2 separate regions of the Mus musculus genome follow, and region 1 is linked to region 2. A link is a contact called in ENCODE Hi-C or POLR2A ChIA-PET data. All regions are on one chromosome and are shown on one strand. Each heading gives the region's core, a stretch centred on a gene start or an enhancer-like site at or near the end of the contact. The rest is flanking DNA. Distances are from core to core; before and after follow the strand shown.

Region 1 (4,506 bases), core at 1,285-3,784, 110 kb before region 2:
TAACCAGCATCTAGGCAAAGATATGATGCTGGTCCATGGCTACCTGCAGAACCACCATATGAACAGAAGACAAGAAACAAAAGCCACACATCCCACACATTTATACCATGTAGAACAACCACAAATTTGGTCAGCTCAAGCCAGTCACTGCAAGAAGCTTGAGGTGGTACCTCAAACCCTTGAAACACAAACTCACAGAATTTCCCTCTTTTTTGTTTTGTTTTGTTTTGTTTGTTGATTTGGTTTGGTTTGGTTTGGTCAAAGCAGGATTTCTCTGTGTAGCCCTGGCTGTTCTGGAACTCTAGCTATAATAGACCAGGCTGGCCTCGAACTCAGAGATCCTCCTGCGTCTGCCTCCCAAGTGTCGGAATTACAGGCGAGCATCACCACCTCCCAGCTTCATTTCCCTTTTTTGAGGGCAGTTATGAGCAATCCCACCCTGCTTCACTCTGCTCACATGGGTAACTCCCATATGCAAAAGGCTGCTTTCTGCCCGCAGCTGCTTTCAAGTTTCTAAAGGAGCAGAAGTAGCTGAAAGAGGAAGGAGAAATAATAGCATCCTGGTGGGGACACCATCGCTCCACCACAGGCAACTCCAAAGCATCTTACTTACCGAAGTAGTCCGCTTTGGGGTGAGCATCCATCTCTCGCTCCAGACGCTGGGTGAGGGCTTCCAACTTCAATTCCGCAGTGGAGGGTCCAAGCTCAGGGCCCGGTGCGAGGGTCTGGCAGGGCAATCTCACCCTGGAGGGGGTGGGACTCCCTGGGAGCACAGGTTCCAGACTACTGTCAGTGGACCAGCTGGGAGAACTCTCTTTACAAGATAACTCAGATGGAGTGGACATTACCGGATGGACGTTACTGGTGGGGCTGGGCTTGGGACTAGTGCCAGACTCCACGCATCCAAACTTAGGATCCAGCCCGGTGGTCATACCTGGCTGGGTACTGTCCTTGCCAGCTGTCGAGGATAATGGAGCAGAAACTGAGAGGTAAGACTTGGGCCCATCCTGCAGCCAAGGCTGAGTGTCCACAAGGGGTTTGAAGACCCTGCCTGAAGCCTCATATCCCAGACCTGAATCTCTTTTCGGACAAGCTCCTTGGCTGGCGCTGCTAGGGACCATCGGTGCTGAAACAGTTGTGCCCTTGGGTTGAGCGGAGGTCCCATTCTCCAAGCCCATGGAAGAAAAACCGAGGTTCACTCGCTGAGAGGAGGCAGTGGACCAAAGGCCTGTTGGCTTCTCGCTGCTATGGCCACCAATGCCACCGTCCTGGCCACTGATGCCACTTTCAAAAGACCTGCCAGAGCACACTGTGGAGAGCTGTGGCTGGTAAGGGTGATGGTCTCCACAGGATTTGGGCAATGTGGAGTCATTCCCTGGGCAACCAGGCCATCCACTTCCTACACCCAGACTCACGCTGGGGCACCCTTCAGGTTTATCACCCCACTGTGGGCTTGCCAAAGAGAAATTGTCATAATAGTCTCCGTGAGTGAGGCAGGAAGGGTCTTCACAGGAGGGACTCAGGCCGTGTAAAGCAGGTCTCTGGGAACTCACAGGCCCCTCCCTGGAACCACAGTTCTGACTGCCAGGCCTTGCACCATGGGCAGATGGCCTGATCCTCTGCTCCTGAGATGGGTACGAGGGCTGCGCGGCCGCAGTGGTAGTAGCTAATCCAGGTGCCACTGTTGGCACAGCCAGAGGAGGCTTAGCGGCCCCATCTGCAGCCAGCTTGCCGCTCGCACCCTGACGGTTCCCACCGTTGACCGGGCTTCTGCCTGCCCTAGGTAGGGCCTCCTCCTGTAGGAGCTGCTGCTGTTGCTGCTGCTGGAGGTGGATTTTGGCCATCTTGGTCGCGAACACCCTTCGAGTTTCCTCAAATTCTGGGTTGTTGCCAGCACCCTTGTCCACCCGGAAGAGCCCATCCTTGGAGGCCTCATACATGTTCAGGTCCTCGATGAACTTACTGGCCTCAAGGCCCAGATCATCGTATTTATCCATGTTGTAGATCAGTGTCCGGGGCCTAGCCCTGGTTCAAGGTGTGAATGTGGTGGGGGAGATTTGGGTGCTGGCCGAGGTTTCAGGTCCAGCCTAAGGCAGATAAAGATTCCCACCTGCCCAGCAAGAAGGTCATGACTCCAAAACTCACAGTCCAGCCAGAGTTGAGGCCTTCAGGCCAGCGGGGCTAAGTTTACTTTCAGACTTCTTTTCCCCCGGGGAGCGTCCACGTGGGGGCAGAGCAGCCTTCAGCCGTGCCCGGCCTGCTTAGAAAAGTTCTCTTCTCCAAGTCACAAAACCCAAAACAGGCGAAAGAAGACAGAGAACGTCCACAGAAAAAAAGTAAACTCACATCCACGTCGAACAATCGAACTTGCAAACACACCGGGCAGCCCCTGGCCTGGGGCCGGTGGCCGGATCCAGCAGAGCTCACTGCAGCCGCGGCGCGCGGCCCATTGTCCGATGGCGGCGGCCGGCGGCGGGACGCGGAAGTGAGCGCGCGGGTCGTCAGTCCCGGGAGCTCGCTGGCCGGCTGCGCCCGCCCCGGGCCGCGCAGGGGCGCGGGCGGAGGCTCGGAGGGCGGGGCGGGGCGGGGCGGGGCGGAGGCTCGGAGGGCGGGGCGGGGCGGGGCGGGGCGGGGCGGAGGCTCGGAGGGCGGGGCGGGAGCGGGGCGGGGCGGGGCGCCCCCTGCAGGCCAGTGATGCGCACGCCGAGTTTTGGCGTCCCTCTCTGGGCACCGGGAGAGAGTTGCAATTCCCGCAGTACTTTTGCCGCGGACTGTTCAGTTTCCCGCCGCTGCTGGAGAGTCAAGGGTGCGCCAGGCTTCCCTCGGGTCCCCTCGAATGAGAGCATCTGTGTTGGACGTCCTAAGTGTGCCCAGAGAGGCTTGTCGTCCTTACTGGGTTTCTTGAACCCCAAGCAGTTCTCACCACTCCAGGTTGCCATGGCTCTAGATAACACACATAGCTCCTATGAGGTGACTGGGGATAGTTTACGTTTCCCACACAGCCGCCAGCGTGATCTAAAACCAATCCCAGGCCTGTCACTCTTGAACTTGAACCCTCAAGGCTTACTCCGGACTTATTTTGAAATCCCGCCTTCACTTCTACAAACAGGCCTGACTGCCCCGCCTACCCTCCCTCTGATTTGGGACCTTCCCTGCCTGAACTCCCGGTGGATGGAACTTCCTAGTGCCTGCCGAGAGCCTGCTGATCAGCTTCTGGTGTCTCTTCTTTCCTTCCCAGCTAAAATCACCTCCCCGTAAAGTTACCCCCACCCACAACCCCTTTGTTTCCTGCTTGGTTTGAACACTATTTAAATCCAGGGATACTGAAGTCACTGACCTGCAGGCTTTCTCCCATCTAGTTTAAATGTTTCCAGGTCTCTGCTCATACTACCTAATAGATGTAAATGTTATGCAAATAGTTCTCAGCAGTTTTGTTTGGTTTTGTTTTGTTGTCTTTCAGGAATCATGACAAGAAAATGAAATCTGTATGTGTTTAACATAAACACCTTTTCTTTTCCTGAGTATCTTGCCCTTGTTCAGATGTGGAGCTCTAGGTATGGAGGGTCAGCTCCAGCTGTTTATTTGTCTGCATGCCCCTTTTTGGTTGACAGCTAATCAGTTATCCACTTCATTACACCTGTATATGCGCAGGGTTTGGTTGAACATATGTGTCTTGGCAAATCTCTCTAAACTGTGACGAGGAACAAACAAGATAATATATATGGAAGTGCTTATATTCTTATATTCTATAAACACAAAAATGGTTCACTGTCCTGTAGACTCTGAAGGTTCAGGATATTTGTTGAAAATGAAGAGTTCCAGGCTCCAGCCCCAAACTACTAACCCCAGATTTGTGTTTTACGGCATCTGTGGGATGGGAAGACGATTTGCACAATAAAATTTGAAGAGTGAGTACTGCTATAAAGCATTATACTAAAACTAGGTTTTAAAGTTATTTTAGTTTCAAATTATGTGTATATATGGTGTGTGTGTGTGTGTGTGTGTGTGTAGGTGAAAGGGGAAGAGAGAGGTGGGGGAGGAGAGAGGACAGATGTTCTTCTAAGCCAGAGAGAGAATCAGAAACCCCAGAGCTGAAGTCGTAGGTGGCTGTGTGGCGCCCTGTGTAAGTACTGGGAACTGAACTCCAATCCTTTGCAAGGACAGTGTGTGCTCTTTACTGCTGAGCCATCTCTCCAGCCCAGGATTAAATATTTTTATTTTAAAAGAATCTCCTATACCCAGAGCTACAACCCAGTGATAGAACACTCGCTGGGCATACATGAGGGCCTGGGTTCCATCCCCCAACAACTACAGTAATAATAACAGCAGCTTATAAAGATGGCATCCAATATACCATTATGCAAGTGATCCTTAGAAGTGCTGGACATGGGCTGGAGAGATGGGTCAGTACTTAAGAGTACTAGCTGTTATTTTAGAGGACCTGGGTTTGATTCCCAGCATCCACACGGTGGCTCGCCACTGCCACAACACCCTCTTCTGGTCTCT
Region 2 (5,099 bases), core at 389-2,888:
TTTACAACTAATCAAAGAAATAAATACAATTAAATATCTTGCTTATAGTTTTAATGAAAACAATTATGTGTATACACTATTGGTAGATGCAAATTAAGAACACCTCTGAAGCAATTTGGCAATGTATGTATGCCAGAGGAGTTAAGAAACTGTGATGTCTCACACCTGGAATGCCAGTAGCTTGAGAGGCTGAGGTAGGAGGACTGTCAAGAGTTCCAGTACAACCTGGGCTACCATGAGCTGTAGGGAAGCCTGGGCTATACAGCGAGACTCTGTCTTTAAACAAACAAATAAAGAAGAGGCAGGAAAGATGGCACAGCAGTTAAGAGAGCACACCGCTCTTGTACAGGATCCCCGTTTGGTCCCCAGCACTCACAGTGGGTGACTCACAATGCCTATGATTCCAGCTTCAGGAAGATCTGATGCCTCTGGCCTATATGGGCACCCACACTCACACACACACACAATTAAAAACAAGTCTTAAAACAAAAGCAGATTTGTTAAGAAAATCCAAAGACTAGATATATAAAACAGATGCTCAGCACATCAGTTCAATACCCAGCACCAAAAACAAAATAAAACAAGTAAATACTGTAAATGTGGGGGCTGGAGATATAGCTTAGTGGTAGAGTAATTCCCTGACACTGTTTGAGGCCATTGGTTCCATCCTGAGCAATGCAAAATAAAAAATAAAAATAAACCCCAAACCCTTAGGCATAGGTCCAAGATCACCCTCAGACTCTCCACTAGGGGAAGAGACTAAGAACAAATTGTCTGTGCTCATGCCTATGAATTTACAGAACTTTTAGATTTCAACCATCTTCTGTTCTTTTTTTACTTACTAGGCACAGCTCTGGGCCATTTCAAGTACCTGTCTACTGAAGTCTTAATAGGCATTGCCTCTTCCTGGCATCAAAAGCAGCCATTTTAGCAGAGGTTGGTGTGGATACAAACAAAACGAGTAAGTTAACACACACCTCACCCCAACAAACATGTCTTCTAAAAACACAAATGTCAGCAGACATGTCTTGTAAAATACTAATGTTAAACACACACACACACACACACGCTACTTCTAATTTCCTGCAGGATCTCAGGCAAGTTATTTCGTATCTGGAACTCCACCTTCTCTGTAAGCTGTGAGCCTGTTAAGATCCAGGCGACTTGTGAAGACCTGCGGGTCCTAATTAATACTGTGGGTCCCCCAAAGATGTAGTACTGATGGTCCTTTTCTGGGTCCAAACCCCCAACCCCGAAGAGAAGATCCAGGCACCCGGGGGGAGGTGAGTAGTAGAGGAGAATTCGAATACAAAGCCATGTGAAGATGTGCGTTCTCCGAGCAAGAGTCCGGAGCTGTCAACAGGGTCCATGGCTGAAAGAGCCTATAGACTAGAATCTCGGAGCTTTTCCCATTTTGTCAAACTCCAAGGTCCCGGGACTCCCGAGCCTGTCCGCACCTTCAGCTCCGGGGGCTAAGCGGGGCTTGTCTCTCGTCTTCCTGAGCCCCAGGCGGGGCTTTCTGCGCTCAGGCTCTGTCTGGCCAGCTGCTACCTTCTGCCTCGTTCCCCAAGCATTACACGAGCAAGACCCAGCCAGTCACTCTGGGCGCCGCCATGTTGGCAAAACAACAACTTTATCGAAAGGGGAGGCCGCGGACACAGACAGGAGAGGCGGAGCCAAGAGGGAAAGGCGAGATGCGGGAGAGACAGCGCTGACTCCGCCCCCAAGCTGCTCGCCCAGGGCTGACCCCGCCCAGGCCTCGCCCTCTACGCCTGCTATCGGTACAAATTCTGCTTACCGGATTGTCCCGGTCTTACAATTAGAACAGAAACGAGGGAGATGCTAAAGGATGAAGTGACAGGTGGTTAAAAGAGCTCTGGGGTGGTTCAAGGCCAGGGTTTGAATCTCAGCGTCACAGAAGCTGCTACTGGGCTGGCTTGTCTGACTTTTTGATCCATTATGGGCCTGGTGAGGATTGAAGCACTTTTCATCCATCATATCAGGTGATCTTCTAGCCCCAGGAGGAGAATTACCTAGCCCGGAGTAGAGCGGGGAACAAAATGTACTGACAGGAAAACAAGCTGTCTGACCTCCTTCCTTATGGGGTTAATGTGCCCCATCGCCCAGCACGCACTGCATGGAGCAAGAGCTTCTTGCCTTGTAATAAATCAAGGAATTGCAAAGGAACAATGGTGTAATTACACTCTATCTTTTAAAGGAAGAATCTTTTTAAGGCCACATGTGAGAAGTGTACTGAGATTTGCAAATAGTGCAAAATGGTTGCTATCCAGTAATAGCGGGGGGGTGGGGGGGGAGGGGGGAAACAATGTCTGAGTGCCATCTCTTCCTACAGGGCTAAAATCAATTGTAGCTTCACAGACAATCCATCCCGTCACTGTATGTATAATCTCCATCTTAGTTTCTGTCCTTACATGGGTCAATGCAGTCCATAAGGAGACCAGCAGGGGTGTACACTCCTACAGAATAAAACTTCATTCTGTGTGCCACCCAGGAAACATAGGAAGCTTTTGTCCATTTCCAAGACTTCAACGACGACAACAAAAACAGTCTCCTGATCATTTAAAGCTCAAAACACCAGGTTGTTCTAGACCAGCATCAAACCTCACCTGGAAACCAATTCTGTGCCACCATTGCCCTGATACAGTTCACACTAGGTTTCCACTGCACTGGCTTCCCATCCCCCACCCCCAGAAGTGCCCTCCTTCAATTTCAGCTGACTCTCCCCATACTCTTTCCCCCCACACAACCCCCTCCCATCCTCACCCACCCCCCCAATCCTCCCATAAAATCTAATCTACCTTCCCAGGTCGGTTCCTATGTCTCCCAAGACCCCTCCTCTTTACATAACCTCTCTGTTTCTAGATTGTAGCTTGATTATCATTTACTTAATGGCTAAAATCCTAAAATCCCCTTATAAGTAAATACATACCATATTTATCTTTCAGATTCTGGGTTACATCACTTGGGGTTTTTTTTTTTTTTTCTAGATCCATCCATTTGCTTGCAAATTTCATGATGTCACTTTTTTTTTTTTTTTTTTTTTTTTTACAGCAAATACTCCATTGTGAAAATGCACCACATTTTCTTTATCCATCCTTCTATTGAGGGACATATGGATTGTTTCCAGTTTCTGGCTACTATGAAAAAAACAACAATGAACATGGTTGAGCAAGTATCCTTGAGGTAGGATAGAACATGCTTTGGGTATAAGCCCAAGAGTGGTACGCTGGGTCTTGAGGTAGATGGATTCCCAATTTTCTGAGAAATCAATATATTGATTTCCATAGTAGCTATACAGGTTTGCACTCCCATGATGGAAGAGGGTTCCCTTGTTCCACATTCTGGCCAACATGAACTGTCACTTGTGTTATTGATCTTAGCCGTTCAGACAGGTATAAGAAGGAAGTAGTTTTGATTTAGCATTTCCTTAAGAGTTTCTCAGCCATTTTAGACTACTCTATTGAGAACTCTCTGTTTAGATCTGTACCTCATTCTTGAATTGAATTGTTGGGTTTTTTTGTTTTTGTTTTTCTTTTATTGTTTTTCTGGTTTTTTTGTTTGTTGTTTGTTTGTTTGTTTGTTTTTTGATATCTAGTTTCTTGGGCCCTTTATGTATTTTGGATATTAGTCCTCTATCATATGTGGAGTTGGTAAAAATCTTTTCCAATTCTGTGCCCTCCTCCCAGCCTTGAGCAGGCTGCTCAGACCTGGCTTGCCACAGTGCTAGTCCACCTAGGGTGGAGTCTTCTGACCTGGGTAAAGTCTTTTGACTGCCACGTCTGTGGTTTCCTCAGCTGAGAGGCTGAACCTGTTCTCCTGACACTATCCTGACAAAGCAACAAGATCCTGGCGTGGTAGGGGATGGGTCCCCCCCTTTATAAGCTCAGACTCTTAAGTAAACATTGGCCTTGATCAGAACTTTGTCTTGGCTCGTTATTTCTCTCGCAGCCTTTCCCATCCAAAACCCCATGTTTCCTTTCAGGAACCCGGGAACCTGTGGTCGCTGGTGGCTACAGTCTCCTTTGTTTCACAGAAGCTTTTCAGTTTCATGAGGTCCAATTTATTAATTGTTGATCTAGTGACTGCATTATTGGTGCTCTGTTCAGAAAGCCATCTATTACACCAAGGCATTCAAGGCTATTCCCCACTGTCTTCCCTATCAGGTTCAATGTATCTGGTATTATGCTGAGATCTTTGATCCACTTGGACTTGAGTTTTATACAGAGTGATACATATGGTTATATTTGCATTCTTCTACATGCAGATATCCAGTTTAACTAGCACCATTTGTTGAAGATGCTGTCTTTTTTCCACTGTGTATTTCTGGCTTCTTTATCAAAAAACCAGGTGTCCATAAGTGTATGAATTTATGTCTGGATCTGCAATTTGATTCCATTGATCAACACATCTGTTTATATGCTTTGAAATTGAGAATGGTGGGGCATCCAGCAGTTCTTTTATTGTTCAAGATTGTCTTAGCTATCCTAGGATTATTTTTGTTTGTTTGTTTGTTTTTCTATATGGATTTGAGAATTGTCCTTCCAATGTCTGTAAAGAATTGAGTTGGAATTTGATAGGGATTACATTGAATCTATAGATTGCTTTTGGTAGGATGGCCATTTTTACTATGTTAATCCTACCAATCCTTGAGCATTCGAGATCTTTCCATCTTCTGCTATCATCTTCAATTTCTTTCTCCAAAGAATTGGAAGTTTTTATCATACAAATCTTTTATTTGCTTAGTTAGAGTTACCCCAAGGTATTTTATATTATTTGAGGCTATTGTGAGAGATATTGCTTCCCTGATTTCTTTTCCAATTCATTTATCATATATATATGGAAGAACTACTGACTATTTTTAGGTTAATCTTGTTTCCAGCTACTTTGCTGAAAGTGTTTATCAGCTGTAGGGAGTTTCCTACTGAATTTTTTAGGGTCACTTATGTATACTTTGGGGGAAAAAGTATCTGCAAATAATGATGCTTAGACTTGTTCCTTTCCAAATTGCATCCCCTTAATCTCTTGCAGTTGTTTTATTGCTCTAGTTAAAATTTTGACTGCTGTATTAAAAAGATCTG

What was found. Hi-C counts contacts between places; a loop is a spot of excess contacts on that map. ChIA-PET counts read pairs that join two places held with the same protein, here RNA polymerase II (POLR2A).
Region 1: POLR2A ChIA-PET joins it to region 2 with 11 read pairs in embryonic stem cell. The contact joins the promoter of Limd1 here to the promoter of Lars2 in region 2. A Hi-C loop is called at or near these places in 1 of 37 maps with a recorded cell type or tissue (CH12F3). POLR2A ChIA-PET finds 5 or more read pairs at or near these places in 2 of 5 experiments (both embryonic stem cell).

What each region holds. Positions count from the first base shown.
Region 1 is chr9:123,476,729-123,481,234 of GRCm38, reverse strand. It overlaps Limd1 (LIM domains containing 1), which reads right to left and starts at 2,534. Exons shown (of 8, transcript NM_013860.2): 1 at 614-2,534. The coding sequence starts at 1,997.
Region 2 is chr9:123,363,466-123,368,564 of GRCm38, reverse strand. It overlaps Lars2 (leucyl-tRNA synthetase, mitochondrial), which reads right to left and starts at 1,638. Exons shown (of 21, transcript NM_153168.3): 1 at 1,458-1,638.